Regions from separate parts of the Homo sapiens genome. Here region 1 is linked to region 2. A link is an interaction called in ENCODE POLR2A ChIA-PET data of the cell type or tissue named here. Cell type or tissue: PC-9. All regions are shown on one strand.

Region 1 (8,000 bases), 520 kb after region 2:
CCCAGGGCTTGTGCTTTTCTCCTCCCTTCGGTTTTTTTTTTTTTTTTTTTTTTTTTTTGAGACGGAGTCTCACCCTGTCGCCCAGGCTGGAGTGCAATGGCACAGTCTTGGCTCGCTGCAACCTCCACCTCCTGGGTTCAAAAGATTCTCCTGCCTCAGCCTCTGGAGTAGCTGGGATTACAGGCGCATGCCACCATGCCCAGCTAATTTTTTTTTTTTTTTTTGTATTTTTAGTAGAGATGGGGTTTCATCATGTTGGCCAGGCTGGTCTTGAACTCCTGACCTCTTGATCTGCCCAGCTTGGCCTCCCAAAATGCTGGGATTACAGGTGTGAGCCTCTGCACCCGGCCTTCTCTTCCCTTCTTTATATTCCTTCAAATTGAGTCAAACTTGAAAGTCCTCCTTCTGTACCCGTTGGTAAATGAATGTTGTTTTAGTCAGTTTGGGCTGCTATAACAGAAAACCATAGACTGAGTGGCTTAAACAACAAATGTTTATTTCTCACAGTTGTGAAGGCTGGAATTCTAAGATGAGGGTGTCTGCAGGTCCTGTGTCTGGTGGGAGTACTTTTCGTGGTTTGCAGATGGTCATCTTTTTGCTGTGTCTTTAGATGTTGGACAGCAGAGAGGGCAAGCTCATGTCTCTTCTAATGAGGGTACTAATCCCATTCATGAGGACTCCACTCTCATGACTTAATTACCTCCCCAAAGTTCTACCTCCTAGTACCATCATATTGGGGATTAGGATTTCAGCATATCAATTTTTGGGGGTGGGGGGACACAAACATTCAGTCCATAAAAATAAGGAAACCTAGAATGGGATGGACATTTTCTTCACCTTCTTTTAAAGCGCCCCACAATATGGTCTTTTTAAAAAATTCCACTTTTCCGGGGTTTGCTTGCCAGTCTTCCATCTTCAAAATCTTCAGGAAAGAATCAGGCGCAATTCTTGATGTTCAGATATGCTTCCAAATTCCAAAAGACACATGTCAGTTTCTCCCACAGACTCTCTCACTCAGCGTAGTGAACTTTGAAGTCAGACTTGGGGTGAGTCTCTAGGTTCCCAACTCTGTAAGTATTCAACTAGGTAGTAGCTGTCAGTCTTTCCTCTGTGCAAGCACTCCCACTCTGTATTCCTTTGAAACTCCCTCTTCACTTGGCTTCTAGTGGGTTGAGGGAAAATATTTTCCTGCTCACTCACTCAGGGCTGAAATGTTGATTGGGAGTAGCAGATGTGGTTCCTTTGCATCTGAATAAGCCTTTAGAGAGGTTTCCGGCCCAGTGGTTGGAGAGGCCTTTAACAGCCTAGAATCTTTATGAATTTTTGTCATCATTTTTTCAGTCATAATAACAATTCCAAGATAACAGAAAAAAATCCCTTTTAACAGTTTATTATTTTATTTTATTTTATTTTATTTTTTGAGATGGAGTTTTGCTGTGTTGCCCGTGCTGGAGTGCAGTGGTGCAATCTCTTCTCACTGCAACCTCTGCTTCCCAGGTTCAAGTGATTCTTGTGCCTCAGCCTCCCCAGTAGCTAGGATTACAGGCACGTGCCACCACACCAGACTAATTTTTGTATTTTTAGTAGAGCTGGGGTTTCACCATGTTGGCCAGGCTGGTCTTGAACTCCTGACCTCAAATGATCCACCCACCTTGGCCGCCTAAAGTGCTGGGATTACAGGCGTGAGCCACTGTGCCTGGTAGCATAAAACTAAACTAAATGATATCCATTCTTATGTGATACTGTGGTCTATAATGAAAAGCAAAAAACACAAACTCTAACCCACAGGATATAGTAAACCAGATCCTTTCAATGCTTAAGATTTTTAAGTTAGGAAACTTTAAAGTAGCATTAACTTTTCAAGGTCCCCAAAAGTACTATTAATGAATAATATTAGAGTTGTTTTGTTTTACATTCTGTCAGAACGTAGTAGGTAAAACATGGGTGTTAGAGTGAGGGAGAGAGGTTAAGCCTATCATGAAATCACTGGTCAAGAACATAACTCAGTAAAATGTTTAATGATCTTTATTAGAAGGCCTTTGTGTATAAGCAGGTTTGAGATTAATTTTAAAAAAACAGATTTCCTTTTAAAATTTTTGATAGGCATTTTTAAATTTAAGTTAATGCTAAAATGTATTTGTTAATCTTAAGCCTCATAGTTCCCTTAAAGAGGCTTGAGTAAAGAAGTATTTTAGGTTCTGGCTTAAATATGAAAATGATTTTAAGCATACCCAATGGCTAACAAATATAACAATTATCATTCCCAGTGCAGTGCTGTCTTCAAACTTTCTCAGCTGAATTTTTTCTGAGTGACATTTTTGCTATCCATATCCTTCTTAAGAACTCAATAATGGACTAGGTTAATTAGAGATAGGTAATCTTACCTAGTGTTAATCATCCTTCTGTCAGAATAAATTAACCTTTTTAGCTCCTATTTTGTAGAATTCCCAGCCTCCACAGACAATGTTCTCGAGGCATTAGATAGCCTTATAAAATTTTAAACTCATTTGAACTTGGAAATACCCATTACTAATAGAATCATTAAACTTAATAATCATAGAGATTTACTCAGATCATTGAAGATAAGCCTAATTTAGGCACCTTGCAGTCTTGCTGCTTCTTCATTGTGTGATTTGGAGAAATTCATTATCATCTGAGTCCTCATTTCTTGACTGATAGAATGGGGATAATTATATCCACCTCAAATTATGGAAATCAAATGGGACAAAGCTATAGTAGGTTCTGAAATGCATTGCTAAAATGTTTAGGATCATTATTATTAATATTGTTTTGAAATATCAAGTCAGAAGACTTTACTTTCTACTGTTAATGTCAACTGATCCCTAATATACTGAGATCCTTTCCCCTGGCTCTTTTGTATTATTTTAAAATTAAATTAAATTATTAAAAAATAGAGATGAAGTCTCACTATGTTGCCCATGCTGGTCTCGAACTCCTGGGCTGAAGTGATCCTACTTGGCTTCCCAAAGTGCCAGGATTGCAGGTGTGAGCCAATGTGCTTGGCCTCTTCTGTATTCTTGACAATGAGAAAAAAAAAGGTATAAGATTGTGTGAGATTGTATTCTGACCATCTCTGGTTCCCACAATTCTTTGGTACATGTGTGGCCCATGGAGCAGATTAGTTAGCCCATAGTGGAGGTTCATGACACCTCATGGCAAATAAAATGAAAAACTAGCATGCATTGAAATAAAATTATTAACTGTAAATATAAACTTATTTGCTTTTATAAGGTGAAATGATACAGTAGATTTCATCAGAGGTAATTTGGGAAATATTAAAACATTTGGCTTTAATTAGAAAGGCAGGAAAATATATCAAACTAGATTCCATTTGGGCAGGGTTTGTTTATCCTTCTCATCTTGAGTTTGAGCCAAAAATCCTTAGTTTTGACTAGTTCTTAAATGTTTCTCCAAATTTGGGCAGAGCCTTTGGCCTATTTAAAGACAGATGCAGCTTAGCTCAGCATTAGTTAAGAGGGATGGTGGTACATGCAGATCAGGACCCACCAAAATGAAAAGCAGGAGGGGGTCCTAGGGTGGATAAAACTGTGTGTGTGGATAGAGGGGCACCACTCATGAGTAAATGAGTGCTTCATTGAGGTGGAACAAATCTCATTCATCAGAGTTTCTCTTTGGCAAAGATTGTATGTACTGTATTTAGAAAAAACTTTAATAAACTGCTTGTGGGTAGTTCTCCCTTACCCCCCAACCTATCCCCAACCAATAAGGACAAATTGCCTTTCATTTAGGAGCCTGTGTTTTGTTCATTTCCCTAAAGATTGGTAAATAGGTTTGGAGGTAGAATTTGGGACAGGGCGATGTTGCTGGATATTTATGAGGAGAATGGAATGTGAGATTCTGGGGAATACTGAGAAAAGAAATGAGGGCCAGCTTGCTGGATCATTTATGTCGGGAGGAATGGGAAGTAGCTGCTTGGTTAAAGGAAAGAATTTGGGAAACAAAAATGTCTAATGAGAGATTTTCAAAATTAATATCGTGAATAGATGATAGAGACCCATGTTAACAGAAGTATAAAAACGTGGGCCAGAAAGTCTCCTTACCATCCTGGGGCCTCACTGCTCTCACTTGTCTATCCACCAAGTAACCACTGATATTGTTTTCTTATGTACTTTTCTAGAATTTCTTTATGCAAATATAAGCAAGCATGCATATTGCTTTTTATTTTTCTCTGCTTTTTTGACACTGAATTTAGCGCATTGTATATACTGTTCTGTACCTTAAATTTTTTTCACTATGCTATATATTTTGGACACCTTTCCTATGACTACATAGAGCTTTCTAATTCTTTTTCATCACCCCACTCTATTCCATTTTATCAATGTATCATAATTTAACCTATTTATGAACTTTTTTTCCTGATTATTTGCATTTACAACAATATTAAAATGGGTAATGTTATACAGATCTTATTTTTCATTAGTGCATGCATACCCACAGGGTAAATTCCCAGTAGTGGTATTGTTGATCAAGGACATATGCTATTGTAATATTGATAAATATTTCCCTCCTAAGGAGTTCTGCTGATTTATAGCCTCAAAATAAATAAAAGAGTGTTGGGCTGGGTGCTGGAACTCATGTCTATGATCCCAGCACTTTGGCAGGAGGATTGCTTCAGCCCAGGAGTTTGAGACCAGACTGGGCAACACAGCAAATTTTTAAATAATTTTAAAAAATTAGCTAGACATGGGGGTACAGACCTGGGATTCCAGTTCTTTGGAAGGCTGAGGTGGGAGGAGCCCTTAAACCCAGGAATTTGAGGCTTCAATGAGCTATGATCACTGGAGTGCCACTGCACTCCAGCCTGGTTGACAGAGGGCTACCAGATCTAAAAAAAAAAAAAAAAAAAGGGTCTATTTGCCCACAGCCTTGCCAATAGAGTGCATTGTCAAACTTTTACATTTCCACAAATCTGATAGCTGACAAATGATATCTTAATTTTCAGTTTTTTAAGTTTAATTTTAAAAAATGTTGAAGCTACCTCAAACGTATCCAAAAGTTGCAAGTATAAAGAATATTTTCCCCATGGAACTATTTAAGAGTAAGTTGCCAACATAATATCCTTGTACACCAGAATATATAACCCTAGGTTATATATGTTATAAACAAGTACATTCTCCTACATATTCAAACTACAGTCTTCCCTTGGTATCTGTGGGGATTGGTTCCAGGATCCCCCCTTCAGATGCTCAAGTCCCTTATATAAAATAGTGTCATGTTTGCATAAAACCTGTGGACATCCTCCTGTATACTTTAAATCAGAGGTGTCCAATCTTTTGGCTTCCCTGGGCTGCATTGGAAGAATTGTCTTGGGCCACACACAAAATACGCTAACACTAATGATAGCTGATGAGCTAAAAAATAATTGCAAAAAAAACTCATAATATTTTAAGAAAGTTTACAAATTTGTGTTGGGCTGCATTCAAGGCCATCCTGGGCTACATGTGGCCCATAGGCTGTGAGTTGGACAAGCTTGCTTTAAACCATCTCTAGATTACTTATGATATATAATACAATGTAAATGCTATGTAAATAGTTGTTATACTGTATTGTTTTTATATTATTTTCATTTTTTAATTCAAATATTTTTCAATCCACAGTTGGTTAATTCTACAGATGTGGAACTTGTAGATATGGAGGGTCAACTGTGAAACCATCAATATCAGGACATTAGCTTTGATATGTTACTGACATCAAATGGAGTTAGACTCCATTCACAGTTTGCCTGTTGTCCCTAATATGTCCTTTATAGCAAAAGTATCCAGTCCAGAATCATGTGTTGTGCTTAGCTTCTGCCCTACCTCTTCAGTCTCCTTTAATCTGAAACAGTTCCTTCTGCTTTCCTTCATTTTTATGACCTTGGTACATTTAAAGATGATAAACCAGACATTTGTAAAATGTCCCTTAATTTGGGTTTACCTGACATTTCCTTGAACTCAATTCAGATTGCACATCTTTGGCAAAAATATGACAGAAAAGATGCCTTGTTCTTCTTGCAACCTATCAGGTGGTTCATGATTTTGTTTTATCCCATTACTGATGATGTTCACTCTGATCATTTGACTAGGGTGGTGAGTGCCAGGATTCTCCACTCTAACTTAGCCTTTTTTTCCTTTGTAATTATTAAGTGTTTGTGGTAGGGTACTTTGAAGTTATGTAATACATACTTTGGCATTAAAAATTCAGTTGATAAATTGGTTCTTTTGGTTACATCACCATGTACTAATAGGTTTCTATAATAATCAATAGTCATAATCCATTCCTATCATTGTTTGTCTTGATGTTCGAACTGTCCCAGATTTGTTTGGTGGGAGCTCCTTCAAGCTGGCTCCTGCACAGCTTTTGACTTATCGCTATCATTCTGTCAGAACTTCCTTGCTTTCTTGTCTAAAGAGATATTCTAGGCTCATCTTATACTTGTCCTACTCTGGACATGGAATCAGCCATTTCTTCAAGGAACCTTTTAATGGAGAATGATATTTAGAAGCCCGAGTGTGGCTGGGTGCGGTGGCTTACACTTGTAATCCCAGCACTTTGGGAGGCTGAGGAGAGTGGATCACCTGAGGTCAGGAGTTTGAAACCAGCCTGACCAACATGGTGAAACCCTGTTTCTACAAAAATACAAAAATTAGCCGGGCATGATGGTGGGTGCCTGTAATCCCAGCTACTTGGGAGGCTGAGGTGGGAGGATCCCTTGAACCTGGGAGATGGAGGGTGCAGTGAGCCGAGATCGCACCACGGCACTCCAGCCTGGGCAACGGAATGAGAAAAAAAAAAGAAAAAGGAAAAGAAAAAAAAGAAGCCTGAATTCTATGTGTGTTGCTGGCTATTGGGGTGTGTCTTTTCCAAGGCCCTCTTAGTAAACAGACACATACTGACATTGGTTACTATCTCCATATATAAACAACTACTAGTTGATACCTATTCCTTCAACTACTATCCAACATCACCAGATCCATTCTAATTTTCTCCCTTTCCATATTTTTAACACTCTTCTCTCACAGTCGAAGTCCTGGCTCATGTTATTCTTAATGTACTTACATATTTCATCAACATCCCTGTAGGTAACAAGTCTCACACTGTTGCCTCCTCCTACATAAATACCTTTCTCACTTTGATACTTTATGTCAGGCACTTGGGTTTTGTGCTTGGCAACTCCCTCCTCCACACTCTAATCTGTAGCAGAAGTTCTCTTCACTCCTCATAACCTCTAATACCTCAGGCTTCTTGGTGCACTTTTAATTTGCATTCTTTTTGTTATCTATGAGGTTGAGCAATTTTTAATGAAGAGTGCCAGTATAAATCCTTTCTCCATTTCCTACACAAAATCTTTAGTAAAATCAACATTGCCCAAAAATATTTTTGTGTGAGTGAATTATTTAATAGTTCTTGAATGAAAGCTGAGTTTTATGTTTAGCTGCACAGAGTGAATATATTATTTAAGCTATTTATTCATTTAACAAATATTTATTGAATTCATTGTATGTTCCAGCCACTTCCTAGGCACTGAGGATCAAGTGGTAAAAAACAGACACAAATTGCCTTCCCTCATGAAATTTATATTTTTAATGGTACAGTTGAATAATGAACAGGCTAACCTGTAAGCTTAGAATGTAATTTCAGGTAGTGGAGAAGCTACAAAGAGACTAAAGCACAGAGACAGTGTGAGCAGTTGCAGGTGCTGGAGTAGCAGAGAAGTGTCAGTAGACACCTGGGTGACAGAATGGAAATAAATGTTTGTGCATGCATCCCAAGTATCAGCATTTGGGGAATCATGGCTACCTGGAAGGAACAAGCCAATGTGGGGGTCTGAAATCCTGAGTTAGAGATCCAAACTGGATAGGAGGCCAATCACTCAATCTGGCTTTGTAGACTTTTTGGTAATTAACTCTAGAGGTCGCTTCTCAGACCCAGGCCTGTGCAGCACTGTCTTCTCAGCTTCGATTCTAACAAAAACAGCA
Region 2 (8,000 bases):
CCTTATGTGCTTTGTGACTCGAACCAAACTACTAGTTTCAACTTTTTGTAAAAACTAGACCCCACATTGTTGTTATGTTTTGTTTCTCCAGCCCAAAGCATAGCACAATAATCGTCTTGATTTAAGGTGACCAGTTATCTCCACCTGCCTAGGACTGTCCTGGGTTTAGCACTGAAAGTTCTACATCTCAGTAAATCCTTCAGTCCCAAGCAATCCAGGACAGTTGAATACCCTAACTGATAATTTCCTTTTATTTCTTTGGCAATCAAAGTAATGAATCCTACTCTCATTCCTGTACAATGGCCTGGGGAGTTTAGTACAGGGGCACTGAGGTCCTGTGGGTTGAGTTTGGCCCACAATCGTGGTATGTATGTTCTTACAGTATGCTTCCCATGGACCATGCAGCCCCACATTGTTTTATATCTAGCTCCTCTACACATGTATGTTAATAGTTTTGTGCCTGATAACCTTTGCTTTGCAACCCTTCATTTAAGGACCACTTCCAGTTTTATTTGGTGAAGAAAATCTTTAGCTCTCTGTAGATTTTTCACAAGACAGACTCATAGATGTACTTGTTGTTCAAGATGTTTTTCTGCTACCACATAACAAGAAATCAGCTTTCTGAAGCAATTAATAATCTCTTGGCAGTCTTTCTAAAGGTTTTCTTGTTCCCAGGTGATTAACTCAAAGACTTCTTAAAGTCTCAGGACTTTATAGATGAAACAGATAGCAATCTGTTGGATGATGACTAAGGATTGTTAAATTATCTTCTCCATACTTACATCTTCTCCATAATGATATGGAAATATTCCAACTTTAGCTTAACTCCTTCAAATTAAAGTTTGTCTCTACAAAACCTCCAGTTAAAGTGAAAATCTGTGGGAAATAACAAACCCATCAGCATATAGTAAGTTTATGGATCAAATGGTTATTACACAACCCTAGGTGAAATGTGATAAGCTTTGAGAGGAGATGGAAGGAAGCATTCTGAAGCTTAATTTGTCTGGCACAAGGTGAGGACTGAAAGGTGACAGTTCTAAGCAGTTAAAATACTGTGGAGATAAGGAGTGCCAGGAGAGGGGTTGGAAACAGGATATTGGTTAGAGGAAGAGATAGAAATGAATCTGCCCCATAATTTGTCTGGCCCTTTTATTCTTAGCCTATTGTTTTAAGGAGTTGCTTAATACTCGGGTCTTGAGGCTACTGCATGTAACATGAAGAAGAAAGGGAAGGAGGGAGAGAGGGAGGGAGGAAGAAAGGAAGGGAGGGAAGGAGGGTGGTGATGTTGCTCATTACCCACTCCCAGTATATGGAAGTGGCTGGATCAAGATCTCATTAACTTTAAAATATCGAATACTAATCCCGTGATGTCCTCCCCTGATTTTAGTGTAGCAGGATTAATAGTTGTACTTAGAAGGCACCAATGATCCTGTTGCTGACATAATCCATATTTTTTGAGCAGCATCAAGAGCTTGCAGCAACCTATCGTTCTGGAGGCTGGCTATTGGCACTATTTTATAGGAAATTGCTCAAAGGAACTCTGATCATATTCTCACTAGTATTACCTAATAGTCGGGAACCTTTATTTTCCTTCTGAAGATGGTTCAAAAAATTATATAGATCACCCACTCCTGGTTGGTCTTTGGCTTCAGCTTCTCAGACTCTTCCTCTCCTGGCCAACTACCAACTGCTAGAGGTTGTCAGCTCACTAGTGGGCTCACTTATTTTCTGTCTCTATAGCAGTATTTAACAAAGTACTGGGATGAGACATGCCTGGAGAGTTTAATAAAAATGCAGATTCAAAGCCTCCACCCCAAACATACTGAATCAGAATCTCCTCAGGAATTGTATACTAAAATTATAGAAATATTACTCCATACTCTCTCGATAAATGATCTCATCATTAGCCATAGCGTTAAGCTTTAACCATTTTTGTATACTTCGTGACTCACAAACTTTTATCTCCACCGTAAACCACTCTTTTAAGCTCTGGTCTTATATACTCTGTTGCTCCTTGATAGCTCTTCTTGGATGTCTCACAGGTATCTCAAATTTAACATGTCCAGATGACAAGTTTAACATCCGCTTGAAAACCATTCTTCCCAGTTTCCCATATCTTAATAATTGGGGCCATCATTCACAGAGTTTCTCAAGCATTATTCTTTCCTTGCTATAAGTGTATTCAGCTTACCAGCAAGACTTTTGTGTGCCAGCAAATTCTTTTAATTCTACCTTTAAATGATGCCATGAGTTCATCTCCTTTTTTCCGAATCCATCTACTACCTTTTGCCAAATGTACCACGTCTTATGTGACAACTGAAATAGTCTTTTAACTGATCTGCCTGCTTCACCTCTTCTCTCAACCAGTTTGCTCTCTAGTTAGGAGCCAGTGTCATCTTTTAAAGATGTCATGCGTGTCCTCTATTGATACCCTTTTACAGCTTTCCACTGCTCTTCAAGATCAATTCCACATCATAATATGGCTGTTAAGACTGTATCACCAGCTCCGGTCCATATCACCAATCTACCACCCACACCACACGGACCTTGCCTTCATTCCCTGAAGCTGTCGTGCCTTGGAACCTTTGTGGGTGCCGTGGTCTCTGCCTGGCATGCTCTTTTCACTGATCCTTGGCTGTTTGTATCAGAGGTTCCTTCTCTCACTTCAAGGATCAGGTTAAATGTCGCCTTTTATGGAGGGCTTCATCACTCTATTTCACTCTATTTAATCCTCCCATCTCTCCAACAGACTGTATTCTCTCAGTTCATTTTCCTGTTCTCTATAGTACTCAGCATGTTGTGGTTCTTGACTTATTCATCTCTGTTTTCTCATGGATGATACACTCCATGAGGGCAAAAACCATGGCTGTTTTCATCACTGCTGTGCACTCATTTTCTGCTGCAGTGCCTGATGAATGATAAGCACTGAATGCATATTTGTTATTACTTATTAAAGTTTTATTTGTTTGTCTTTAATACAAGGCCAAGAATGTCTTCAGTGTAGGGCCAAGAAGTGTTTATATGGGAAACAATTTGGGTGAGATTTTATAATAAAAAATAACAAATTTGATAGCGAAAGTGTAAACCTAAAAACTAAAACCTAACATGGAGTTGTAATAGTTCAACTCTACCTTGTCCCTCCTCTCTCATGCTGTTATGCAGATTATATGTCAATCTTTGATAACATTTACTAGCCAATGCTTCCTTTAGCTGTATAATTCACAATAGCATTTTTGTACCACAGTTTTTTTAAGTCAGGATTCTAGACACAGTAACTAATTTTTTTTCTTTTATGTGGAAAAAGAACACAGGGTTGATCTCAGATACACAGATAAAGTAGGCATTTCCCTACAGAGTCTAACTCTAGGGAGATTATAAAAGCAAATAAAATGAAAAGTATTCTTTAATTCCTGTTTTTGTTGTGTGTCCCAAATTTCACCATTTTGAATATTGTCCTGTTCTGTTAAAATCATATATGCTTGAAAATGTCATTACAGTATCAAACTACAATGTGTATGAGATCTGTCATGTCACATTTATGTTGACTAGTGGAACAGAGTAGCATTAAATAATGTTTTCCCTCTAGAAGGAAGAGTGAGCTAAAGTGAAAACTGACTACCATATAACTCTGTGATAGCATAATTTCATTTTTAAGCAGAAATATTTATGTAGATTTCTGCCTCATTACTGCACTGTGAGTTCTTAAAGAGAAAAAGTTTTTTTTTGTTTTTGCATTTGCATCATTAGGACATAAAATCATAGGTGTTCATAAAATTGTATTAAAAATTGGTAACTAAAATATAAAATAGCAATATCTTCTGGCTGGCAAAAGTGCTTAAAAACAAAATAATACATTCTTGGCAAAAGTTGGAATGATACATTCAAACATATAAATGTGCTTGTGGACTTTGCAGGAAAAAATGACTAATGGGCCTTCATACTTTACAAATGGATAATGTATTTGATGTTGGATATCATATATCATTTGGTGTTTTTATCATTGTACTGCAGATTTGCTTAGTCAACTTTATATTAGTTGCCTTTGTTTTCTCCTTTCTTATCTAGCCATTTTCACCTTCTATGCTTGGCTTATTCAGGTTCAGTGGTACAAATATTGAGTAACAACTGTTGATGTTGGCATACTTTTCACAACCCCTCTGTGGCCTTTCTCCTCATTACCTTATCTGACACTCCTTTCACTGTATTTTTACTATTCCTGCAAAACAGACTCTAGTGAAATATAGGAGCCATAGTGTAATCCTCTGTCTACTATTTTTCTCATAGTAGAAACTGTGGCTACATCTGGGATATCATTAGCAAGCTAAATGCTGACTATCAAATCTTGGATTGTGGCCTTCTATGAGTCATTTGTCTGTTGAATAAGGTGTGTACAATGTTGGAAAGAAATCATAGCAAGGTCTACACTGGAGTGCCAACAAGTTTTTCAAAAAGAGTTACCACACCCAAACAAGCATTTTTTCAAGAGCTAACATTAAGAGTAATTAACATTTAATATACCCCCACTTGTTTGTCCATTAAGTATTCTTGAAAACTAACATTTTAGCCATGTGCGTCAGTGCTCAGTTTAGCCCCTTGATCTTTTAAGTGTTTGTCTTTATTAGGTTTGTCTTCTCTGAAAAGAGACCTTTTTAAATATTAATTGCTTTTCATACAAAGTGAACCTACTCTGTGGAGGTTGATGGTTTAGTTGAATTAACATCAGCATTGTGGTCTCTTAACAGGCCTCTCCTCATTATAGAGAAGACTTATTCAGGGAATGAGGAAGAGCTCAGGGCTCTTCCTTGTACAGACCATTGTTTTCACTACTAGAATATCCCCTTAAGTATATATTCTTAAACAGGGTATTAATACATTTTTGTTGATAGTCTGTTACAGTAAGAGGGAAACTTCTGGTGAATCTTTCATCTACAACAATATAAAAACTATGCAATTTTATTTTTTCCTCATTTTTTCACCTTTTTTGGTCAGATAAAAATAGCCAGATTTTTAAATTATTATATAATTTTCCATGAAATTTTTTTGTGCATAATTTGTTATCAATACTCTTCCATGTACTTGAGAATACCATATTTAATGTATATCAAGTTAAATGATGTTGTGATACCATTTGTTAATGTTTCATATGAGGATAATTGTCCTAAGTCAAACAGATAAGCCCTATCAAAAGTGTGTACTGACACATTTGATAGGAAGCCTGTGGAGAAAGAGAGGGCTGATGGAGACTGAGTTTCTTTCTTGCACATAAATAGTTATTCTCTTACTTGAGAGACTTTGCACACTTGTTCTATACAGCTGCAAAACCTTTGCCCATTCCAGCTGCTCACTCCTAAACCCAGTCTGGTTGATCAGTCTTGCAGCTCATTATATTGATACACTATTTTAGGTGTGATCAATCCTTAACCCCAAGGAGGGAAAAAAGGAATCCCTTTCTTTGTTTGATTCCATATTTTTAAATATAGTCTAAGATTGCTTTAGCTATTTTAGCTATTGAAAATAAATCATAAGGGTGACTTTAGTTATTACACAGTGTGAATCTTTTTGCAACTCACCTTTTCATACCATGTTAGGTTTCTGAAATGTACACTAGCTGTGTGTAGGTCTGTTTTATGCATTTGAAAGGCTATTCTGCCCTGTATAAAGGTCCTATTGTGTGTTCATTCCTTCCTGTCTGGATGAACTCTGAATGGTTTCCACCCTTTTGCTCTTACACATGGTGTTTCAGTGAGCAATACAGCACAGCGGTTAACAACATTGACTCCAGAGCTGGATTGCTTGGGTTTGTAGTTCTACCACTGCTAGTTACAGGACCTTGACAAGTCATAAAACCCAGTGCTCAGTTCACCCACCTGTTAAATGAAGCATATTTCCTATGAGGTAGGCATATTATGAAGATAGCAGAGTAAAAACACATGAAAGACTTAAACAGTACCTGTCACATAAGAAACACTATACAAGTGTTCCATTTATTAACATGACCCTTTTACACGCCTCCTTACATATAAATGTGACACATTTTCATGTGTAAATGTCTAGAAGGGTAATTTCTGGGCCACAGCATAAGGATATATTCAGTTTGGCCCCCAAATTGTTAAATTGTTCTCTAAAGACATTGTAACAACTTATATTTCTATCAGTGCCATGTAAATTACTGTTTATCCTCATCTTCTTCAACACTTCGTGTCATCAGATTTTTTTACTATTTTTTATCTGCTGATTTTAATTAGCATTCCCTGATAAAGAGTAAAGTTGAAAATCTTTTTAAATTGGCATTTCTTGGAGTTTTCAATTAATATACTTTGTACAAAACAAAATGTATGACAGTGGATATGAGCATATGAAATTAAAAGGAAATTCACTTTTTACCTCTAGGAAGAAGGAGCAGGAATGGAATGGGAGAGCGGGTTTATATGCATCTGTAACATTTTTTTTCTTTAAACAAAAAAGTTTGAAAAAATATGGAAAATTTTTATTGTTTTAATTTGGATGATGAGTAGCTGTTTATATTTTATATTATAATATATATTATTTATATATATTATATAAAAGCCAGCATTTAGACTTCCTTTTGATTAGACATACTTTTGTATTTCTCACTCTTTGTGTGTGTGTTGGAGTTAGCAATAGATGTGTGTATTGGGGTAATGATGTTATAGGGGTGTTAGACAACACAAACTGAAAGGTAATATCGAAATAGCTTTTAAGAAAATATCACCTTCCTATAGATGACTGATAAGTGATAGCTATATTCTAAATATAATTAAGAAAATTAGTATGTGCAGGGAAGCAAATTACTTACGGTAAAACTTTAATTATAAAAGTATAAATGGGAAAATGAAAATAATATCTAACATGAAAAATATATTTGGAGCATAATAGGAGCAAAAAGGAGAAACTTTTTCAGGTACTGATAATCATCTCATCAATTATGGTGTGATGATAAAACAATAAAATATCCTATAGAATATCATATTTAAAATGTTTTACTACAAAATTAATTAGATCAATAAAATTTTACTTGGCTATAGCATAAAAAGTTCCTTTCTTTTCACTTTTAGAAGAATTTCTGTTTTAGATAATATCATTAAAATAGGTGAAATGTTATTGACAATGAAGGGAAGCAAATGTCATAAACCCGCCTGCTATCATTGCTTATCCATGTAAATATGTAATATTTAATTTGGGGAAGCAGTAATATATTTGTAATTATTAATGTAGTTAATATGGAAACTTTGGTTCTAACATGGACAAATTATATATGGTATAACCTCATCTAGGTAATTTTTCTTTAGTCTCTATTGAAAAGTTATGAGTTCAGAGTAGAAAATGCACTTTAAGTTTCATCCTTTAGAATGTAAAGACTAAAGGATGGATTCTTTTGAAAAAATTGACTAGAACTCTTGATTCTAGTTTCAAGGGGAAGTGTCATAGAATCTTTCATGGAACTAAAAAATCATTAGTGTAGATTTATCCACTTCTTTTGCTTTGAAGTGCTCACCTCTCTCAATGTTGCAAAATTTCATGTGAATGTGAGGTCACCTTTCCATCATATTTCTTAACATGTTTCATATAATAAACTTTTATTATCTTGAGAAATTTTCAAATTTGTTCTGTTCTAGTACTTTCTGATTCAAATTGTCCAACACAGTGTTATAATAATTTATGAGACTGTTTCATTGATATGAAGATAGAATAATATGTGATAAAAGTATGGTTTTCTTAATTTCCCAGATCCCAAAGAACAAAGTCTTATGTCATTCAGGCCTGGCAATTTGAAAATCATAACCATTTGAAAATTAGGTCAGTTATGGATCCATTAATCAAATACATTTAAAAAAACTTTAGTGAAGTAAATTGGAAAAACAAAGATACTCATTTAAAGTGTACAATTTGATAAGTTTTGACATATATGTATATATACATACCATTAAAAATCATCAGCACAATCAAGGTAATGAGGATACCCCAAAAGTTTTCTCTTA

The links. ChIA-PET counts read pairs that join two places held together with the same protein. Peaks named below come from ENCODE experiments on the same cell type or tissue, not always from the same donor. Only the 100,000 strongest peaks of a DNase experiment are listed, where the experiment ranks them.
Region 1: POLR2A ChIA-PET joins it to region 2 with 11 read pairs; 2 of 35 experiments call an interaction of 5 or more read pairs at or near these places.

What each region holds. Positions count from the first base shown.
Region 1 is chr5:91,400,194-91,408,193 of GRCh38, forward strand. The region is part of intron 1 of ARRDC3-AS1 (ARRDC3 antisense RNA 1); the gene reads left to right. Among named protein-coding and RNA genes, the nearest start is that of ARRDC3, 21 kb to the left of the region's middle. In PC-9, no CTCF peak of the experiment used is centred here; no DNase peak of the experiment used is centred here.
Region 2 is chr5:90,884,642-90,892,641 of GRCh38, forward strand. The region is part of intron 83 of ADGRV1 (adhesion G protein-coupled receptor V1); the gene reads left to right. Among named protein-coding and RNA genes, the nearest start is that of ADGRV1, 330 kb to the left of the region's middle. In PC-9, no CTCF peak of the experiment used is centred here; a DNase peak (open chromatin) is centred at 4,340; H3K27ac peaks cover 838 bases.